2 separate regions of the Homo sapiens genome follow, and region 1 is linked to region 2. Evidence: chromatin loops called from intact Hi-C (ENCODE). Cell type or tissue: K562. All regions are shown on one strand. Links, peaks and the distances in the headings refer to the core of each region. The heading gives the core; the rest is flanking DNA.

Region 1 (5,383 bases), core at 111-5,110, 85 kb after region 2:
CTTGAAACCCAGGGCCCTGGTGGCGTAGGCACCCAAGTGAATCTTCTGGTGTGTGCATTGCGAAGACCTTGGGAAAAGCATAGTAACTGGGCTGGAGTGCACCGTTCCTCATGGCACAGTCCCTCACGGCTTCCCTTGGCTAGGGGAGGGAGTTCCCCGACCCCTTGCACTTCCCGGATGAGGCAAGGCCCCACCCTGCCTTGGCTCACCCTCTGTGGGTTGCACCCACTGTCTAACCAGTTCCAATGAGATGAGCCAGGTACCTCAGTTGGAAATGTAGAAATCACTTTCCTTCTGTGTTGATCTCACTGAGACCTGTAGAATACAGCTGTTCCTATTTGACCATCTTGCCAGCCTCCCCCCCACAGATTAAACTTTTGATAAATAATTATATTATAATGCCTCTATTTTGAAATGGTATAATAGAAGTGCCAATAAAGATATATACTGTCATGAAAAGATCATATATACACACACACACACACACACACACACACACACACACATATATAGTGTTAGGTTAAAAATGCTTTGAAAATCATATGCATGCATACATACATACATGAACAAACATGTATTTGCATATGTACACACATGAGAACCATATCCACAATATTTGTATTTATTTATGAATAGAAAAAAATCTGGAAGGATATAGAGCAAAATATAACTAGGTAGTGGGATTATAGTGATTTTATACCTTCTAATTGCTAATACTAATTATTATGTATTAATAGTATAAAAACACATGCATAGTGAATCCATGCTCAACTAAGGACAGAAATAGCATCAATAAAAAGCATAAAAGCATATATTCTTTAATGAATAAAACTGTTATCTTTTTATTACTTTACTAAAGTAAAAAAGAGTGATTCACCCAGATGATGTCACTTAAAGGTGAGTGAAGATGCTTTCTTACTGGAGAAGACAGATATCACTGACTGCTGGCAGGAGGTGGCTCAGGTGCTGGAGTTCAAACAATCTGTGCGTAGCCCAGAGACAGACTGCTTCCCAGAGAAGACATTTGTCTTTGTTCTCTTACTTGTTGGTGAGTAATCTTAGAAACTACACATCTCAATTTAAACTGAACCACAAAATTATTCCTATTTTTATTACTTTAAACAAGCCTGGGCTGGTCGTGGTGGCTCACGCCTGTAATCCCAGCTCTTTGGGAGGCTGAGACGGGTGAATCACTTGAGGTCAGGGGTTCCAGACCAGCCTGGCCGACATGGTGAAACTCCATCTCTACTAAAAACACAAAAATTAGCCGGGTGTGATGGCACAATCCTGTAATCCCAGCTACTCAGGAAGCTGAGACATAAGAATCACTTGAATGAGGGAGGCAGAGGTTGCTGTGAGCCGAGATTGTGCCACTGCACTCCAGCCTGGGCGACAACAGTAAGACTGTCTCAAAAAAACAACAAAAAAATGAGCCTGGTACACTGTATCTGTGTACTTTTCAATCATGTCATGTGCCTTCGTGCTTTGTAACTATTGGCATAAGTCTTCCTGGTCACTTTGCTAGAGGAATTGTGAGTACTTACTTAATCTAGAGGGTTTAGATTCTAATTAGGTTAGCACTGAAGGAGATCCTGGGCACTGTGTCTTAAGCAGCCATTCCTGCTTTCTTTGCTGACAAGGCCTTGATATTGTTCAGGTGTTCATGTGATGCTGGGGTAAATTCTGATCAGTTTTACTGTCAGTTTACTGGATAACTACTGGACAAAAACAACTGATCAGTTATAGCTGTCCAGTTTTTCTTGGCAGTGATTGGTTTAGAGGTGGGCACATGTCTTAGTCTGTTTTCTGCTGGTATAACCAAATACCACAGACATTTATTTGGCTTACAGTTCGGCATCTGGACAGTCCAAATGCATGGCACTGGCATCTGGGAAGGGCCTTTTGCTGCATTAACCCATGACAGAAGGGCAGGCAGGTGATGAGACAGAGAGGGAATGAGAACCACTGAACTTATTCTTCTATCATGAGCCCACTCCTGTGATAACTAACCCATTCCTGCTTGAACATCAACTAAATTTAAACATAAGTTTTGGCAGGGATATTCAAACCGCAGCAGCATGTGACACAGTTCTGAAGCAAAGGCAGTTAGTGGGAGACATTATAGGCTATATGTATCTGTTTGATTATTTTTCTGTCCCACTGGTTAGAATGTTCCTTGACAGCAAGGACTCCAGATGTTTCACTGCTATATCTTAAGAAGCAAATAACAGGGACTGACATCTGCTCACTAAGTATTTATTAAATCAATGAAAAAAAATGCTATGAAGGTCTTATTTAACTTGATAGCTGTAAAAACTGAGGCTGAGAGAGTTTAAAGACACTAGAAGTGGCTATGTACAGATAACTTTTTTCTTCTGCATGAGAAACTGACCTTGGGTTCAATCACTTTTCTGTGTCTGTTCTCCCCTTGATAAAGAATGGCCATCGGCCACACACCAGGCACCTAGGCTTGGGGGACTTTGTATGAACTGAAATACTTCATAGGAAGACAGTTTTGGGCTCTCCTGACCATGCTGACTCTTGTAACTGAGCATGTTGTTGTGGGAGCCACCGTGCAAGGATTAGTATAAGAGATATCGGTTCTTGTGGAGCATGCGGCATCTAAACTAGCAAGGGAATAAGAGTCATACCTGGCAGGTGGTATGAGTCTTATTTCCTTGCACCTTTGTTGTCACTTGGACAGCTCCTGGACAACTATATGAACTGCTGTGAGAATGACTTGCATTGAAGAGAAATGCGTCATGCTGCCTTGCTAGCCTGCTGTTTCCTGGCCTGTATCCAGCATGCCAAGTGTGGCCTTATGGTTGTTGTGTGACTCTAAACGTTTACTTGAACATGCTAGCGAGCCTTACAACGGCAAGTCAAGAATTTAAACCCAGATCTTATAAACCCTATGATCATTCCACTATCTGTTCATAAAACAACAGCAGCTAGCTGTAGAATATTTGCGACAAATTACAGTAAGAATTTTGATAATTCTTATGAGTGGGCCACAATAGTCCCTGGGGTCTTATTAGAGGTAAGTCTTAAATATTTTCTATATCTTTTATAAAATATGCAGATTAAAAAAAATAAAACCCCACAAATGAAAAAATCTGTAATCAGTAAAATGTATATCCTAATAATAGAAAAAATATGAAAATAAGCAATAATAGCATCAATCCTTAGTTATCCATAGGGATCATGAGTAAAGATTCATGTCTTTTCTCTACAACTGCAGGGTGTGAAGAAATAAATGAACTGAAGATTTTTGCAGTCAATTAGAAGTGGAACAATAGATTGAAAAATCTATGATGAATACTAAAACACAAAAGAATATTAAAACTCTAGAATATTAAAACTCTAGAGTCTTAAAAAAACCCAAGGATTTGAAAAATACATGCCTGAGTTAGCATCAACGGAAGAGGTGCTGGATCCTTAATAAGATTTTCACCCCATTGCAGCAGACATAATTTTAAAAGATGTGCTTGAAAATATTTTAGGTAACAAAGGCATGAAACATAATGAAGAGTTTAGAAACATCCTTTCAGATTTCTATAATTAATATACTAAGTGGGAATCATCTTTGCTTTATGCTGAAAACTTATAAATCATTGCTCAGTTATCTCATGGCCTATAAAATGTTAAAAACACATAAGCAATCAAAAGTTCACTAATGGTTTAAAATGTATAGTGTGCTTTCATCTGTGGCGATGTATAGTGTACTTTCACTTGTGGTCATGTGGAGTCAAGGGGAGACTCCTCCTTTAAATAACTAGAAAACAGCACAAAATATTTGAAACAACTGTTTTCAGACACTGGATAACAGCACTACAGACTGTGATTTCTGGGAGAAGGGAAATAAGGTGAGCTCTAGAGTTGTCCAGTTTATTGCCTGGAGGCAGTTTTGAAGCCAGTGGAAATAGCCTGAGCATTTCCTGGAGCTCACACAGAGGTGGGAATAGTTCATATTTCCACCACCCTGAGAGGAAATGCCTCATAATACACAGGACGTCAGGAGAGTCCTCAAACTAGTCTTGTCAAAACAGCTAGAATATTACACAGAATACAGCCATTATAAATAAACTCCATATTAAAAGGTAGGTATTCCAATTAAAAGGCAGGGTGTCATTACCTTTACTCAGGACACTGAGTGCTTAGCTTTCTAGTAGTGAGGCTTAAAAATCATGTGCTGCGTCTTCTATTTTCAAGTATTTTAGATATTCTTAAAGTAAGAACTGTCTTACCATTGTATTGCTAAATTAACAACAATTAAGTTAACTAAAACTGACTTCATTATCTTGCAAACAGGTACATATTCTTTCTTTTATTGCTTTCACTAAAAACTTTACTTCAGTTCTGAGGTTCTGTAAACTTAGTGCTTATGTTAACAAAGTTTTATGTACATCTTAAACACTGAAAAGAATGCACAATGCTGAACTAGCCTTTCAACTACTAGAACAAGATTTTAAAAACTGACACTTGCGTAATTGTAGAGTGTTTTTACATTGATCTTTTCATAATACAATTGGCTCTATATTTTGCCTGTGAGACTTAAATCCTTCAATAACAATAAATGGTATATATGCATCAAAGAACGGGATGTGCAGCTTTCCTGGCCTTTCACACTTTTTAGAATGAAATGGATCTTAGAATCAAATGGAAGAAAAGCTCTCTATCCTCCTCTTTTTCTGCCTAAAAGTAGGAAATACATTTTCCTTTAGTGAAGAGGGCTCTAGATGCTTATTAGCCCAGAGATGGCACCAGAGGAATCTGCAGTACTCCATGAGTTTCCTACCATATATTTACATTCCCACAGTTTCCCACCTTTGTAGCCTAAAAACGACTTTCCTCTGTCCTTTCTTTATCTACAAATTGATTGTTCTTTGTTGAAGATGGTTTGTAAACCAGAGTTCTAAGCCACTGTTTTGAGTTACTTTTCATGAGGTTTCTCCTGTGATGTGTGCTGCACACATTAATAAATTTGTTTTTCTCTTGTTAATCTGTCTTTTGTTACAGTGGCCTGTCCCAACAGGAACTCACATGGGTTGAGAAAAAAAATTTTTCCTTCCTGACAGTTTTTGGCAATGCAGATGGGACTTTCTGGGATACCCCATCCACTCTGGAACCTGCAGATGAAATCCTAGCAAAACTGGCAGAAGCTGGTAAAAGGTAAGAATTCTTACCAAACTCAGCTCTCCCAGATATCTGTCTATAGCAGTCAGTCAAGAAAGGAAGGTAAAATTTTTCCTGGTCCTTCTTTTCCATATTCAGATTGGTAGGAGAAAAAAATTTGTAAAATTCTTTGAATTTGTGACTCTTGTGGGTTTGGTTTTGGCTACCTATTGGTTATTATTTTTAGCCTCCTTGAAAAGGTCATTGT
Region 2 (5,383 bases), core at 325-5,324:
ACAGGAAGATGTAGATTTATGAATCCAAACTGCTTGTCCCCTTTGAGACACCAGCTGGTGAAATAAGGGTGCCCACTTCTTAATTAAGCAATTCTTTATTTCAGGTGGTGACTGAATATCTATCAGTGTAAAATATTAAGTCCCATTTCTGTTTTTGGAAGTTGATCTTCTATTGGCATTGATTTTTATGTTAAGATGGAAGAAGTCTTCAGGCTTGGGAACACTTTTGGTTAGCTGTCTTGCTGCTGGAAACAAGTTGCTTATGTGCACAGGAGAAGGGGGGATAGGCAGGAAATAGATACATCCTGAATTCTCTTGTTAGCTGTCAGTCACCATTTTTTGAGGACTGCTGGGTAATTGAGTACTTTCTAGGATACACTAGAGAATGGCATAAAACTTGGCAGTGTAGAAAAATGTGGGAAGTATGTCCATTTGAAAACGAAGAGCCCAGCGTGCGTGCATTCATGTGTGTGTGTGTGTACGTGCGTGTAATGTCTCTAGACTGAATTGAGTGGCCAGAGCATCAGACTTCAAAAGTAAGAGTCATACTCGAGTCAAAATAGTCGTGAGGAGGAGAAGACTACAAAGTCCTGGAAGCATGACCTTTTTTCTTTAATTGGAGGAGAGAAAAATCCACGCCCCAGGAAAGACATCACTGACTTAAAATGGATTCACAGAAAAAGAATCAGCAGACCTGGGAATTAAGTGGGAAGTGCCAGTAGAAGGTGATGGTTCACGCAGACTCTATAAAAAGCAGAAGTAAACTTGAGAATAACACCATGTTACTGTTTTTTTAAAGTACTGCCCTGGGAGGACACTGTGGCAGCTTTGAGAGGGTCAAGCATGATCCCTTGCTGGGAGGCATTGCCTTATAGAGATGCTTTAAGAAGATCCAGCTGGCTCAGAGTGTGATTCATAACCTTGAAGTCTCTCATTTTCTGTGTGGCCCTACCCTAGGCACGAGTAAGCTGGGTGCACCATTGTTCTGTGCAAGGAGGAAATTAAGCTTCTAAAGTTGCGATTCTGAAGTTCCCACCTTGGGCTCATCAGCCACCAAAGTGCAGCGTGTCTGAGCTTTATCTTTGGTTTCTCAAGTCTCCTTGCTGGAGGAAAGACAGCGTTATGAGTCACAAGGGTGACTTCTCTATGTTGTGCGGGGGACAGTCATTCCTGGAAGTAAGAGGAAGAAGGATAAGAACAGGTAACTGAAAAGACCTTTCTGGCCTGGGCCAGATCAGAGGTTGGTGGTCCTGGGTGGCATGCCTACTTTTGGAGTTTGAGGATTGAAGAGGAAGGTGAGAGAGTCATTGCAATTGGGAACTTTGATCATCTGACTGGCCATTAGGTCTTCCCCTGTACAAACTGGTCAGCATAGGTCTTTGGATTTGTGGCACTGGCTGGCAGTTTCTTGGAATGCCTTAGTAGCTGTGCTGTCAGTTGTGTGCATGTTTGTGTGGGGGCATGCTCATTTTTCAGGGTTTCTGGCACCTTTTGGATTTCTTCTTAATGTGCTAGTCCTGTGCCTGGGTTGGTGGTCACTTGTAAAACTCATCTGCTGATGTTTACCCCTTAACATGGAAAAAAAGTGTCTAACTCCAAAGAAGCAGCCCCCTTAACATGCATACCATCGTAATCCACCAGGGATATTGACACAAAGACATTTATTCACTCTTTGAGAAGTTCTATGTCTGAGTACATCTCCTCAAATTCAGGGAGGTGGAGAGAATTGCTTGATCCATTTTTAAGAAGGTAGAGAGGACTGGGCACGGTGACTACACCTATAATCCCAGCACTTTAGAAGGCCCAGGCAGGCAGATCACCTGAGGTCAGGAGTTTGTAGACCAGCCTGGCCAGCATGGCAAAACCCTGTCTACACCAAAAATACAAAAATTAGCTGGATCTGGTGGCATGTGCCTGGAGTCCCAGTTTCTTGGGAGGCTGAGGCGGGAGAATCACTTGAACTCAGGAGGCAGAGGTGGCAGTGAGCAGAGATTGCACCACTGCACTCCAGCCTGGGTGACAGAGCAAGACTCGCCTCAAAATAAAAGAAGGAAAAGAGGCCAGGTGTGGTGGCTCATGCATGTAATCTCAGCACTTTGGGAGGCTGGGGCAGGAGGATCGTTTCAGCCAGGGAGGTCAATGCTGCAGTGAACTGTGATCATACCATCGCATTCCTACCTGGGCAATAGAGTAAGACCTTGTCTCAAAAAAAGGGGAGCGGGGAGGAAAAGAGAGTGCCCAGGAGTGGTGTGGGAACCTGGGTTGGAGCAGGAAAGATTGGATAGTCCAAAGAAGGGATGAAAGTGATGGGAATGTGGGTTGGAGAAGGGGTGATGGTTTAATGAGAGGTGTCTGGGCCTGCTCACCACGCTTTCTCTGTTTGGGTTTGTGATCTCCCGTCTTCCCCAACAATGGGCTGGCCTGGGCCACACTACCCTGTGCACACCTGGAAAAGGTAAGCTTCCTTTCAGGGCTAGCTTTCGGATGCAGTCCTAATCTTCATTTTTGCTTTTGTTGGCAGTGATGCTTTCAGCTGTTCAAAAGAGCAATTTAGTCTCTCCCTCATGCTCCTGGAAGCTTGTTTAGGATATGTTTCCTGTCAAAGAAGTTATTTTTCATGACTCTAATTTTATGAAGAAATCTGACATTAAGAAAATCTCGGTGCGGAGAGGGTGGTTCTCAGGAGTGGCAGCCATACAGAGAGCAGCTGCCCGTGGAGCTGCCGCTTCCTGCTGTTGTGTTCAAGAGAGAGCAGCTGCCGGCCTGTCAGCACCCCAGGGAGTGAGGCTCAGGGCCAGGCTGCCTCCCTCACTGCGTGGGTGGCCGAGATCATGCACACTGTGGCGGGAATAGCAGACTCTGGGGGCTGCTACTTGGACATGCTGGCAGTTCCCAGCTTATGTTTCAGCAAAGCTTGGAGAGTCATTGCTGGGCTTGGTAATGGGGACAACACAGAACACTTCCCTAGCACTGCCGTATGTTTGTTGTTGGTCTTTGTGCATCTGATGGCCTAAGCTGATTAATTTGAGGCTTGCATGAAAAAATAATGCCTTGTGGACTTTTTCAAGGGCACTAGGTGACTGCTTTAAAGAAGAGGTCAGAGGTTCTGTCCTCCAAAGCTATCTTTGGGATTCAAGAAGTGAGAGGAAAGAGGCAGTGGAGACAAATGCCCCTCCTTTTGTTTGAAGGCTACCCAGGCAACTGGTGGCTGCCTGGGGAGAGCTGGTGTCACATTTCATTCTGCAGAATGAGAACCTCCTGTAGGCTGGCTCTGGTATTCACTCATTCTTGTCTCTCAGTGTTTGTCAGAGCTTTGCTCCTCTCTTCCCACCTTCAGGACTTTTGCACATGTAGCTTTCATTACCCTTTGGTAATGCCCTTTAGTAATCCATCCCTAAATAGTTCGTTTAGATGAAAGGGAATAGTGTAAGGGGGAGTAAAAGAAGGCATGTCTCTATTGTAGGGTGGGTGGTTGATATTCCTTACAGTTAACTCTTACACACTGACCGGCCCCATGAGGGTGGTGTTACTGCTGCTTTCTGACTGGTCTTGTGGAACCTGGTAGCCACAAATGGGGGTCCCCACCGTGTGCTGACATTGAGAACTGCGTGGCCGTGGGAGAACAGCTCTCGGTTCTGTGGTGTGCTGAATAGACGACACCCTCCATCTTTATTTTCTTTATTCCTTTAAGTACTTTTCCCTATTTTTCTATTCCAGATGAAGTTTAGTCCCTCCCTCTGCTCTGCTATTATAGTAGCTGTAATGTTGATTTCTACTAAAAATGATATGATCAAACCAGACTTCATCTTATTTTCCTTAATAAAAAAAGGAGAGAAAGATTATCATTTTATTTTTGAGTTGGTAGAATAGCATGAATCCCAGGATGTAAATGTTGATCATTTTAACTTTTAAATGATCTAAATGCCTTTAAGTAATTTTTTGTCATAGTTTTATTTATTTGTCTAGGCACCGTGGCTCACAGTTGTAATCCCAACACTCTGGAGGCTGAGGCAGGTAGATTGCTTGAATCAATCAATTAACACTTGGTGCATTTGATAAGAATTGGCTGACCAGGGAGTTGGGTGTGTCTGAAGAACAAAGCGAGGCTTTTCTATTCAAGATCAGCATTTCTAATTAATAATAGTTGTGCTGCCTGCTAATATTTTTCTTAATTTTTCATGCAACATCACATTTAACTTTTATGGCAACTCCATGAAGTGGGTACTATAATCATCTTCATGTTACTAGTGGGAAAACTGAAGCTCAGATTTTTCAGGGCTCTAGAGCAGGGATTGGCAAACTTTTTCTATAAAATACCAGAAAGTAAATATTTTAGGCTTTTTGGGCCCATCCTTTGAACAGTATGATGATGTGGGGTTGGAGTCTTTTTTTGTGGAGTCCATGTCTGGGATGGGAAAGAAGGGGTAAGGGAAAGGGGAGAGTGATGCAGAAGTGGGGTGGAAGGGTGGTGGTGATTTTGCCTCAGCTTCCCTGAGGATTGTGCCCTGGAGGCAGTGGGGACGGATGCGGGCGAAAGAAACCTCAGAAAGCTCTTGAAGTGGGGCTGCTTCAAGAATCTTGAAGCTCAAGATGACTGGTGACTGCTCAGTGAATCTTTGTTACCGCTGACATTTCATTCAGATTTTCCCTTATGTTACTGCTATTTGTCACTTTGTCTTCCTTTCTCCATTATAAGGGAAGGTCTGTGGAGTACTGATCTGTCTCAGGCATCTCTGCCCACCCCACAGTGTGCGGTGTCTTGCACACAGTAGGTGCTCAAACACAGTTATTGAACACAGGCTGCATTGACTTATCACCTTCGGTATCCGTGCTGCGCAGTGCAACCATCTTCTCCCAAAGAAGTCAGGATTTTTTGGTCTAAAATAGTCACAGTTAACAAAGATACTTGGGAAATCCTGAAAATATCATAAATTTCAGGAGTAAGCAGTTGGACAAGTTGTGGACTTCTGTTGAGTATCTTCTGCAAGATCCACTATGCAACTTTTGCTGCCTGTTTTTCTTTATTCACTCCATTTTATTAAACTTAGTTTCCTCCAAACCCACTGGAAGCAAGAAAAGCAAACAAACAAAACCTTAGGTTGCTCATCTCCATTGTTGCATAGTAGGTGTTGAATGGATACCTACTGAGCTAGTTCATTTCTGATACTAATTTGATTACTTCTCCTGAACATTCTTTCTTCTTACAGAACTCTCTGTCCTCTACCTCCCAAATCCCACAAAACATCTCGCCTCCACACATAGGCTGATTGCTTGGGAATGGTACAGGAGGCCCTTGGTGATTCTAATTGATGAAAGACTAAAAAATTCCCTTATAGGGGAACATAAATCAATGTCAATCTGAGATTGAGTAATACATCAAATT

Evidence for each region. Hi-C counts contacts between places; a loop is a spot of excess contacts. Peaks named below come from ENCODE experiments on the same cell type or tissue, not always from the same donor. Only the 100,000 strongest peaks of a DNase experiment are listed, where the experiment ranks them.
Region 1: a loop joins it to region 2, with 2.0 times the contacts of the local background. A loop is called at or near these places in 1 of 110 quality-filtered maps.

The regions. Positions count from the first base shown.
Region 1 is chr6:84,134,451-84,139,833 of GRCh38, forward strand. All of the region lies in intron 25 of CEP162 (centrosomal protein 162), which reads right to left. It also overlaps a transcript of MRAP2 not described here. Among named protein-coding and RNA genes, the nearest start is that of CEP162, 91 kb to the right of the region's middle. In K562, for the core only: no CTCF peak of the experiment used is centred there; a DNase peak (open chromatin) is centred at 2,741.
Region 2 is chr6:84,049,518-84,054,900 of GRCh38, forward strand. All of the region lies in intron 1 of MRAP2 (melanocortin 2 receptor accessory protein 2), which reads left to right. Among named protein-coding and RNA genes, the nearest start is that of MRAP2, 18 kb to the left of the region's middle. RefSeq lists an enhancer at 2,257-4,109. In K562, for the core only: a CTCF peak has its summit at 3,235; DNase peaks (open chromatin) are centred at 1,114, 2,784 and 3,214.